Regions from separate parts of the Homo sapiens genome. Here region 2 is linked to region 1. Evidence: chromatin loops called from intact Hi-C (ENCODE). Cell type or tissue: breast epithelium. All regions are shown on one strand.

Region 1 (5,000 bases):
TTTTTCCCCTTGCAGTGGGTTGAATGGATTTTGGGGTGGTCCCCAAAAAGAAATGTACATGCTCTAATCCACGGAGTCAGTGAACATTACCTAATTTAGGGAAAAGGTATAATTAAATTAAGAGTTGAGATTAGATCATCCTGTATTATCCAGGTGGACCCTAAATCCAATGACATGTAAGACAGAGGACATTTTGACACACATACAGAGGAGAAGGCCATGTGAAAACATTGGAAATGGAATAATGTGGCGTCAAGCAAGAAATGCCAACAGCCAGCAGAAGCTGGAAGAAACAAGGATTCTCCCCTAGGGCCTTCAGAGGTAATGAGGCCCTGACAATATTTTGACTTCAGACTTCTGGGATCCAGAACTGTGACAAACTACATTTATGTTGTTTTAAGCCACCCAGTTTGTAGTAATTTGTTGTGGCTGCCTAGGAAACTGACAAACTCCTTAAGCTCCTACACTTGCCATCCTTTCTAGCAGTAGATGGACTTGACTTAGACTATTCTGAAAGATTGAGGCCATCCTCCCCAAAATCCCTCATTCATCTTTCCTTTAACCTTAACTTTAACCGATCTCCTTCACTCCTCAAATCTGTCTTTTTGCAGAAATTTGCCCTTTTGTTTCTTCCTTCTGGTTTATCTAAGGGAAAGATGCCCACCCTCCCTTCTTTGCCATAGCTGAATTCTTCATCTGTGCCACTGATCCCATCCCTTCTTGGGTCTGTAAAGGCCCGGTTGTTCCTGCCCAGCCTTCTTACTCCTAGACTGGGGTGGAGAAAGAGTCCAAGGCTCTAGGCAGTTCCCAGAAATGCAAAGCCACGGGGAGCCATTATAAAAAGATACGTCTGAATGAAGGACCAGTCAAAAGGGAAGAAGATAAACTCTGGACTAGGACTAGGGAGTGAAGCAGGAGAGTTAGTCAAGGAGATGACCAAACAGGAAGAGTGGAAGAGCACAGAAGTCAGGAAAGAACTCAAACTAAGTAGAAAAATAATTCTCCAAGCCACTTGTGAGTTTAAGGCCCCATTCTGGTTAATTTCACACTAAGTGGGAATTCCTCCATATGTCTTTTCTTCCTTTTTATTTATTCTCCACAATTTCATCTTATCCTTTCTGCCTTTAAACATGTTATTTTCTCTTGTCTTAAAAAGCATTTCCATTTCCTAACTGCTTACAGTGAACACATCATTTTGTCTGTCCCATGTCTCTTTATTTTGGGGTTTTGGAAATTAGCCATCTCTTTTCTTTTGGAGAATGTCTTGTTCACTTGTGCCTTCTTCCATGGTCCTGTGTTGTTGGTAATAGCTATTGGCCAGTCAGTCCTGCCTTGGGATGTTAACATTGAAACAAAGAATCCTTGGCCAGGCGCAGTGGCTCATGCCTGTAATCCCAGCACTTTGGGAGGCCAAGGCGGGCGGATCACGAGGTCAGGAGATCGAGACCATCCTGGCTAACATGGTGAAACCCTGTCTCTACTAAAAATACAAAAAAATAGCCAGGCATGGTGGCAGGCGCCTGTGGTCCCAGCTACTCGGGAGGCTGAGGCAACAGAATGGCATGAATCCTGGAGGCGGAGCTTGCAGTGAGCCGAGATTGCGCCACTGCACTCCAGCCTGGGTGACAGAGCGAGACTGCGTCTCAAAAAAAAAAAAAAAAAAAAAAAAAAAGAACCCTTTGGTGACAAAGCTGACATGAAAGATCTACCAGCCACAATTTCCTCTGCCAAGTGAAAGAAGCTAGTCTACAGTAGGAGGAAATGAAGCCAGTACTGAGAGAGAAGCAGAGATAAGAAGAAAATAGAGTCCTGGAAGTTATTCATTCCCTGGTGATGATCATCCTTAAAGTTCTCAAACCCATGCCTTACCTGGTTTGAACAGGTGAGCCAATAAGTTTACCCTATTGCCTATGCTTGCTCAAGTTCAATTATTGTCAGCAGGAAACAAAATATCTCTGATCAAGAACCCTCTCCTTCAATTTCTTACTATTCTCTTGTCCTCAATGACCACCTCCTCCTATAGTTTCCCAAGATAATTGCCTCCATGTCAAAATTAGACTTCTAGTCAAATTCAGGAGACTTATTTTTGTTGTTGACAATATTTCCCAATAGTATTTGACTGTCTGCTTTCACATATGTTCAGGTCTCAGGGCCCTCTCACGTTGCACTGTCTTATTATCTTATTTCTTTGCTCATTCTTTGCTCCTTTTTCCAGGGGTTTGTCATCTTCGTAACCCCTAAACGTTGGCAGCTCCTAAAGGTTAGCCCAGGATGTCCTCTTACTCACTGTTTCTGTTCCCATCCTCAGTAATATGTACTTTCTCTTTGGTCAGCTCTCTGGGTTGACTTTAGTCTAAATTGTAGCTTGGACTCTTATTGAACATGCCCAAAACCAGAGACACTGAGTGACCTGCCCAAGGCCGGCCATCTGGATAGCGCTACCCTGCTTTCCGGGGAGCCTCCCCTGATAATTCCAGAATGATACATTTTTATCCTTAGCACAGTGTACACTCGTCTATTTTATGGTTGTTTATGCTTCTCAAATTAGTGCTTTATTATTTATTTTGCTCTATAGCTGTATATTCAGCTAGATTGTAGGAAGTTGCTATTCCACCATTTTTCCCATAAGAATATATGGATTCCATATTTGAAAGCACAACCACTTAAATTATAATTTTATTACCATTGCCAAGAAAGCATTTTGAAATCAAAATACATTAAGCCAATCCCATTATTTGATCGAATTTTCCATATAAACCATTTAAACAATTTCCTTTTTATTCATTTACATGTAACCAAAATTATTTTACTCAAAATCAATTCTTATGAGTTGTATGATGAATATTTGATTTACCCATCACTTTTTCCCCAAACATATGAAATGTTACCTATTATATCTTTTTCTATTATGATTTTTCTTTTATGACCACCAAGTATAATTGTCCAGGGTCAAAATTATGATATAGTTTTGTTTAGAAGATTTAGTTCTCCCGTCATTTTTTAGCCAAGGACAAATTGTGCCATCTGCAATTTTAGCCATTGTCTGTCTTGTGTTGATTATTTCAACCAACTCTATGTTTCCTCAGATCCATTTTTGCTTTTGTTTTTGAGACAGGTCCTCCCTCTGTCACCCAGGCTGGAGTGCAGTGGTACAAACATGGCTCATGGCAGCCTCTACATCTTGGACTCAAGCGATCCTCCCACCTCAGGTCTCCAAGTGGCTGGAACTACAGGCATGTGCACCATGCTTGGCATGTTTTTTGTGCCAATATTTTTATTGTTTTTTGTAGAGATGGAGTCCCACTTTGTTGCCCAAGCTGGTCTCAAACTTGCCTGGGCTCAGGCAATCCTCCCATCTCAGCCTCCCAAAGTGCTGAGATCACAGGCATCAGCCACGACACCTGGCCTCAGATCCATTTTTAAATTCCAATATTACCAATGAGCTTGATTCTTTTGCCAATTTTTCGTTTATAATAGCTTTTACTGTTTGCAAGTTTTAGCCAGTCACTTTTATTTTGTTTTTCACTATGAGTAAGGTTCGTTATGAATTAGACGAAAAAGTGATAATTTGTATTTCATCAATTCAATCACAAGTATCAAGGGAGGGCCTACTACACACCGGGTGCTAATCAAGGCACTTAGGATACATCTGTGCAAGAAGATAATGTTTCTGCTCTTATGTAGTTTCCTTTCTAATTGTTGGCTAGAAAAGAAGAGACAGTCAAACAAATAAAGGGGCAGAAGAATTTCATACTGAAATAAGGACTGTGAAGAAAATTAGACAACATAATGTGACCGTGACAGTTTAGAAAGCTACATTAGATCAGGTTGTCAAGAAGGTTCTCCCTGAAGAGGTAATATTTGAGCTGAGACCTGAATGACAAGGTGACAAGCATAGAATAAGTTTCTTAACAGTTATATTGCTAAAATTATAAAAATGTGTTCAAATAATTCTAAATATACTGTGTCTCCCTTTCCCACACCATGTGGGAAACAAAGAACAAACTGTGGGGTCATAATGGTGGAATCAAAACATACTATTTTTGCATATACTGCTTTCTTGCTCATGGCCACATATGGCGAGACAGAACTATGCAAATGAACATGGTTGTGCTAGGGTAGTAGGAGAATAAGTGTTTTTGTGTTCCCCCAATTTTTTAATATTCATTATGGCTTTTCAATAAAAGTATATGATATGTGTACCTTGTAGGCTAGTTTTTCGTTTTGCACTGGTAGGGGTGACACCGTATCTCCTCCGTGAGACTGGAAGTTCAATTGTGGGTGGGGCATGGTGGCTCACGCCTATAATCCCAGCACTTAGGGAGGCCAAGATGGGAAGATCATGAGGTCAGGAGTTCGAGACCAGTCTGGCCAACATGGTGAAACCCCGTCTCTACTAAAAATAACAAAAATTAGCCAGGCATAGTGGTGCGTTCCTGTAATCCCAGCTACTTGGGAGGCTGAGGCATGAGAATTGCTTGAACCTGGGAAGTGGAGGTTGCAGTGAGCCAAGATCATGCCACCGCACTCCAGCCTGGGTGACATGGCAAGACTCCATCTCGAAAAAAAAAGAAAGCTCAATTGTGGAAAAACACTGCATTTTATTCTTCTTTTGTTTCACCATTGATTACTAGCATTAAAAAAATACTTGTGGATAGATGCTTCCTAAAGATTTTCTATCTTCAAATGCAAACGGAGTTTTAAATATGGTTTTTCTAATGAAAATCAGAATTTGAAGCTCTAAAGTAGTAAGTTATTTCAACAATTATAGCAGGATCTAACCATTTGAATCCAAATGTATCCCTGTAAAGGACGTGTAGACTTTTCTCTTTCCATGAAAGTTGCTTTAAAATACTCAAACTCTTCTTACAAAGCGACATCAAGCCAACTCCTCTCCTTTTCAAATAGGTACTCCTTTTGGATGAAGGGACTTGCCAGACAACAGAACAAACTCTCCTAGAAGACTGAGAGGACAGCAAGCAGCTGTCCACACACAGATT
Region 2 (5,000 bases), 1.5 Mb before region 1:
GGGCCAAATCCTATGCTTGCTTTTAGGGATCTTGTTTCTGCCAAGGATGTGATGAATTCTTGGAGGCTAGAATGCCATCTTGCTCCATCTCACACCCTCAGGGAAGAAGTCTTAGGATACCATAGATCACTGGCTGGAAAGGGGTGAATGTGGCATTGATCTTAAAGGAAAAAGGGTAAAATGATGCTAATGATTTTGAGAACATTTTATCACAGGAGATCACGGCCTCTTGTCTCTGGAGGTTGAGGACTGGATGAGATGATTTCCTAAGAATTGGCCCATTTCTAAGACTCAATGAAATCAATTGCCCAGATGCAGCTGAGATTTCTGCACCTGGAGAATCAAAGGCTACTTAAGGTGAAGAAGAACACTTTAGTGGCTTGACTTGGCTTTTTATATAATCACTGCTCCCCTGAGTTTGAGTGAGTGGGAAGGGGGTCAAAAAAAGGATAAGTTAATCAACATTTTCAAAAGCACATCTGTTCACCAAGCCTTAAAGAAAGAATGGCACACTGGGGAAAACACAAATAAAGGGAACATTTGTACAAAAAACCATTTACTTTGATAGCAATTTTCTCTAGTCCCCTTGCTAATATTCTTGATATCTGTGTTTGATTAAGAGCTTTCTCTCTCTCAAAAGCATCTTTGCCCTTTACCAGCCACTTTCCTTTTCTGTTGAGCCTGGTAGGTAAACTGCAGCCTGTTTCCTTAGGAGGCCAGCAGGAAGGAATGTGGTTCTCTCATTAGGTCCCTGTAGTTCTAGCAAAGAATAGGCAAGGTGTGGCAGGTAAGATGCTACCAGGAGAACCAACGGGTAAAGCTACCGGCCTCTGGGAGGCAGAGGGGAGAATGATGAGCTAGGAGCCCAAGGCAGAGGGTAGAGGCCACAGCTCCCTGGAAAGGGGAAATGGCAGCCACAGGATGGCAGACCTAGCTGCCGAAGTCAGGGCAGACATCAGGAGAGAGTGGGAGAAAGGAACCAGGGACTCAGAATTTTGTTTTCAATGGGGAAAACTTGAAGAGGAAGTTCCAGGACTCTGTTTTAGTGGGTGGGTGTGTTGGTGAGTGTGAGATGGGCTAGGGAGAGTGGAATGGGCCAAACCTCTAGAAGAATGCAGGTCAGGAAGGGATCTTACCACCCACACGAGTTCCGCTTTCAACCTTTGTGCTCCCATGACCCTGTTTCCTTCTAGGCCCCCATGTGGATTCAGTCTCAGGTCAGCCTGACTACAAATACTGACTCTCAAATAACTGTATTAGGGCCAGGGTGGATCCCCAGTCTGCATTCAAGTTCTTTGGGTGTGGCTGGGACACTGTAACTACCACCATATCCCTACTGCCCCCTTCTAATAAAATAAAAGAGTCTGCCTTATCTCAGATCCGGATTGGCTGGATACACACTTTGGTTGCCTGTTTCACTGGCTCACTACTTTGATAGAGTAGGGCTTTGAGGGGCTTCTCATGAACATGAAGAAGTGGGGATCTGAAATTTGGGGTTTCATGCTTTCCATGACAGGCATCACCCAGAGCAGGAAACTAAATTACATTGTTCTTCAAAGGGCAGTTTTCATTAACCAACTAACCAGCCTAACACCACTTAGTAAGAGGGCTCACTGCATGCCCAGGAAACAAACTGATGACTTTGGAAAATAAAGATGTAAGGGACCAGGTGTCTACCATCAAGGCCCTTCAGGGTGGTTGGGAAGTGAAGACTCACCCATGCCAAATTAGCATGAAAGAAAGTGAGGCATTGCGGAGAGGACTCCCAAGTGCTGCTGGAGTCCAGGGCAGGGATTGGGCAAATGAGCCTGGGCCACTATCAGGAAGGAAAATGTGGGAGTGTAGAGGAGGATACTGTGGAATTGAGGCTGCTGCAAGTTGGGCATCGGGGGATTTCTGTTCCCTTTATCTGTCTGATTGATAGAAATGCTTTCAAACATGGCACCTGATCTCTTGTCTTTTGGCTTGCATTCATTCGTATCAGGCTCATCAAGGAATTCAAAGCGATCACCTAGCTTTGCCACAAATCTTCCACCTTGCATATATCTATGTGAGAGTCAGACCTCTGCCTTCCCGATCTCCAACACCCATCCCTTCCCCAGCTGTTGCAGATCAGCACAGTGAGAGAAAGAGGTCAGCTCTGAATGAATGATGGGAAGGGGTTTTACAGAGCTTGAGTAATCAAGTGGGCACAGTAGCTACTGCTTAAAAACAAATACAACCCAACTTCACAAAACTCTGGTCATTTTCATATGAAGATCAGTCTCAGGCCAAAAAGTCACCTTATTTTGGTCAGTGTCCCTTCTCTCTGCATCATCGAGAGACAGAGTAGGTACACGGTGAGGCATGATTCAAGGTCTCACTGATCTCCTGCTGTCCTGATTTTTTGGAATGAGAGACCAGGGTGGCTAGTTATGAAAACACCCACAAGACTGTTCCAGAAACACCCTCCACCCTGGAAGAGTCAAATATTCTCTAGTGTGCTTGTCAATACATTGCAACACTACGGCACAAAGGGTGAACGCCATATCCAGTCACAAACCCAACCTCTTCTAATGAAATAAGCTTTTCCCTGGAACACTGCCTGGTAGTGTAAGACCACACATGCTGCTCAGGGGAAACACCCCCAAGACACTCCAACCTGCTGCCTGGAAATTCCTACTGAGAATGATTTAGTCCTCAAATAAGAAGGCCCTCTCTTATGGCCCTTTCCATTCTTTCTCACTCTCTCTTTCTCTGACACACACACACACACACACACACACACACACACACAGACACTTTTTTTTATCTTTCCTCTCTCCCTCATTTTCTTCCTTCTTCTAAGTTAAGATTATTTGGGATTAGCATTCCTTCATTAGTTTGCTTTTCTGCAGTTTCTTACAGAAAATTCTCAGCCTTCGCTCTGTGTCTACACAGAGCATATTGTATGAGTATATTGGCCTCGACACTGTTTACTTCCCGCATTGTAAAGGAGCTTCACAATATGGCCAGGAAAGTGAGAAGTCTGCCCCAAACCACTGGTTACTTTTGGGTAAATAATTTAAGACAGCCCTGGGACACAGATCATTTCAGGTCACTAATGTGCTGGTTTCTTTGAAGAGTCCCTTCCATGCCAACCCTGAGCAGTGGATTAAGAGGTCTGCTTGAAGCTGATGACAGGCTTGTCATCTGGAGTGTACAGCAGAGACACTCAGAAGCCTGGTCAGTGGCAGCATCACCCTGCACTGAAGGAAGCGGCGTGGGATGTGGAGGGCCCTAGGCTGGGGGCGGAATGCCTACCTCCCATGTGGTTCTGCCTCAGGTGTCAGAGCCTTGACCAGTCATTGACCTCCCTGGGTCTCTGTTTGCTCCTCTGTAAAGTAAACACTGATGCTCTCCTCTCCTCTAGAATTCCCTTGTCTTTACAGGAAGGAAATGAGAAAGGTACGAGGGCCTTTCTGATGAGGGTTCTTTGAAGAGGGTGATGGTTGAGGGAGACAAGGCAACTTCTGAACAAAAGGGCTCCATTGCCCCATGATGCTCACTGCCCCATTCTTCACCCTAACTCTGTCCTCTCCTGGGAGTGGCCACTCCCTGAAACCATTTGTTTTAAGGTGTGCACAGAAAGAGAAGACCACAAAAAGGACAGGTCAAGAGAACCCATGAGGTTCTATGTGTTCAATACTTGCCCGTTTGGCTCAGGACTTAGTCCTGCTAATTGGTGACTGAGGAACTGACAAAGTGGGTAAATTGTGCCTATAGTTTTAAGCCTCTGTGTTAACTGAGGCTGGGCTGAGAAAACCTCATGGAAAGCCAGTCTTAGCACATCCACTTAACCTACCACATTTCAACCAGCCTTGAAGGCAAGGATCGAAGAGCCTCTTACACACAGGAAACCACTGAAATCATTCATTTTCACAGGTACCAGGTGTCATCACTTTGACTTTAGAGATGAAATTGAGGAGGGAGGGTAGAGAAGTGCAATAAGTCATTGAATAAATCAGCAGTAGAACTGAGAGTAAGCCATAGATTTTCAACACCTTGTTTGGGGGCTGTGATTTATTTGGGATAAGCTCTTGGCCACTTAGTGCCTTTGTTGAACTTGATTCCAAGTTTCTGAACCCCATGGGCCAGTTAAATCGCTGGATTTTTCAGATGAGTAGCCTCCAGAAACTTCTCTCAGCCATTCTCTTTTAATCCCAGCAGGAAATACAACACTGAGACCTCAGTAAAAGATAAATAACAAAGGACTAAGGAGATTCTTCTTGGCACTTCAAAATTCGGTTTAATTCAGTTTAATATTTAGTATTGGCTGAAGGTCCGCCTTCCCCACCACACTTAATTTCCCAATTCAGTTTGTTCATCCAAGTTGCAATAAGGAGCCAAACATTCAGGTGTTGATCTAAACTTTGCCAAATCTCCTCTGTTAAGAAGTCGGGCTACTTGAGAGCCATTCATTCCTTGCTGGGTTTGGCTTGAGTTTAGAAGCACCATCAGAAGAGCCTTTATCACAGGCTTTTATCTCTTGGGCTACAGCCAAATCTAGGCACGGTCATGGAAAAAATATTTTTTGGAATTTTTCAAATGGTTTCAAGTGCGGAAAAAAAAGGAGGGGGCTTGGTGTGAGATTACTGGAAGAGTTTGATCTTGAATTTAGCCATTCGTTTCTATTATTTTTAGTTGAATAACTAGAAGGAAACACTAAAAAGAATTGGAAATACTGACTGCAAACAAGAAGACTGTGAAATGACCTAGTAATACTTTCAAGTGTGGAGGCGGATGAGCAGCTGAGGCCAGAATGTCTCCAATGAGCCCCAACAATGGCATGAAAAGAAGAAAAATGCAGCCAGAGACATGTTTGGCTATAAAGATAGGCTTCACAATTGTGCAGACTGGAAAAACACAGCAAAGCTGATGAAAGAAAATTCTAGAACCTCTTTTTTACCCCAAGTCTTTGAAAAATCAGCTATTCTCCATTGTTGTAAGTAGATATGTGAACAAGCAATTGGCTCTTTTCA

The links. Hi-C counts contacts between places; a loop is a spot of excess contacts. Peaks named below come from ENCODE experiments on the same cell type or tissue, not always from the same donor. Only the 100,000 strongest peaks of a DNase experiment are listed, where the experiment ranks them.
Region 2: it touches region 1 in a loop (14-fold over the local background); 1 of 110 quality-filtered maps calls a loop at or near these places.

Annotation. Positions count from the first base shown.
Region 1 is chr2:204,239,977-204,244,976 of GRCh38, reverse strand. No RefSeq gene overlaps it. Among named protein-coding and RNA genes, the nearest start is that of PARD3B, 300 kb to the left of the region's middle. In breast epithelium, no CTCF peak of the experiment used is centred here; no DNase peak of the experiment used is centred here.
Region 2 is chr2:205,785,495-205,790,494 of GRCh38, reverse strand. All of the region lies in intron 15 of NRP2 (neuropilin 2), which reads right to left. Among named protein-coding and RNA genes, the nearest start is that of NRP2, 110 kb to the right of the region's middle. In breast epithelium, no CTCF peak of the experiment used is centred here; no DNase peak of the experiment used is centred here; H3K27ac peaks cover 964 bases.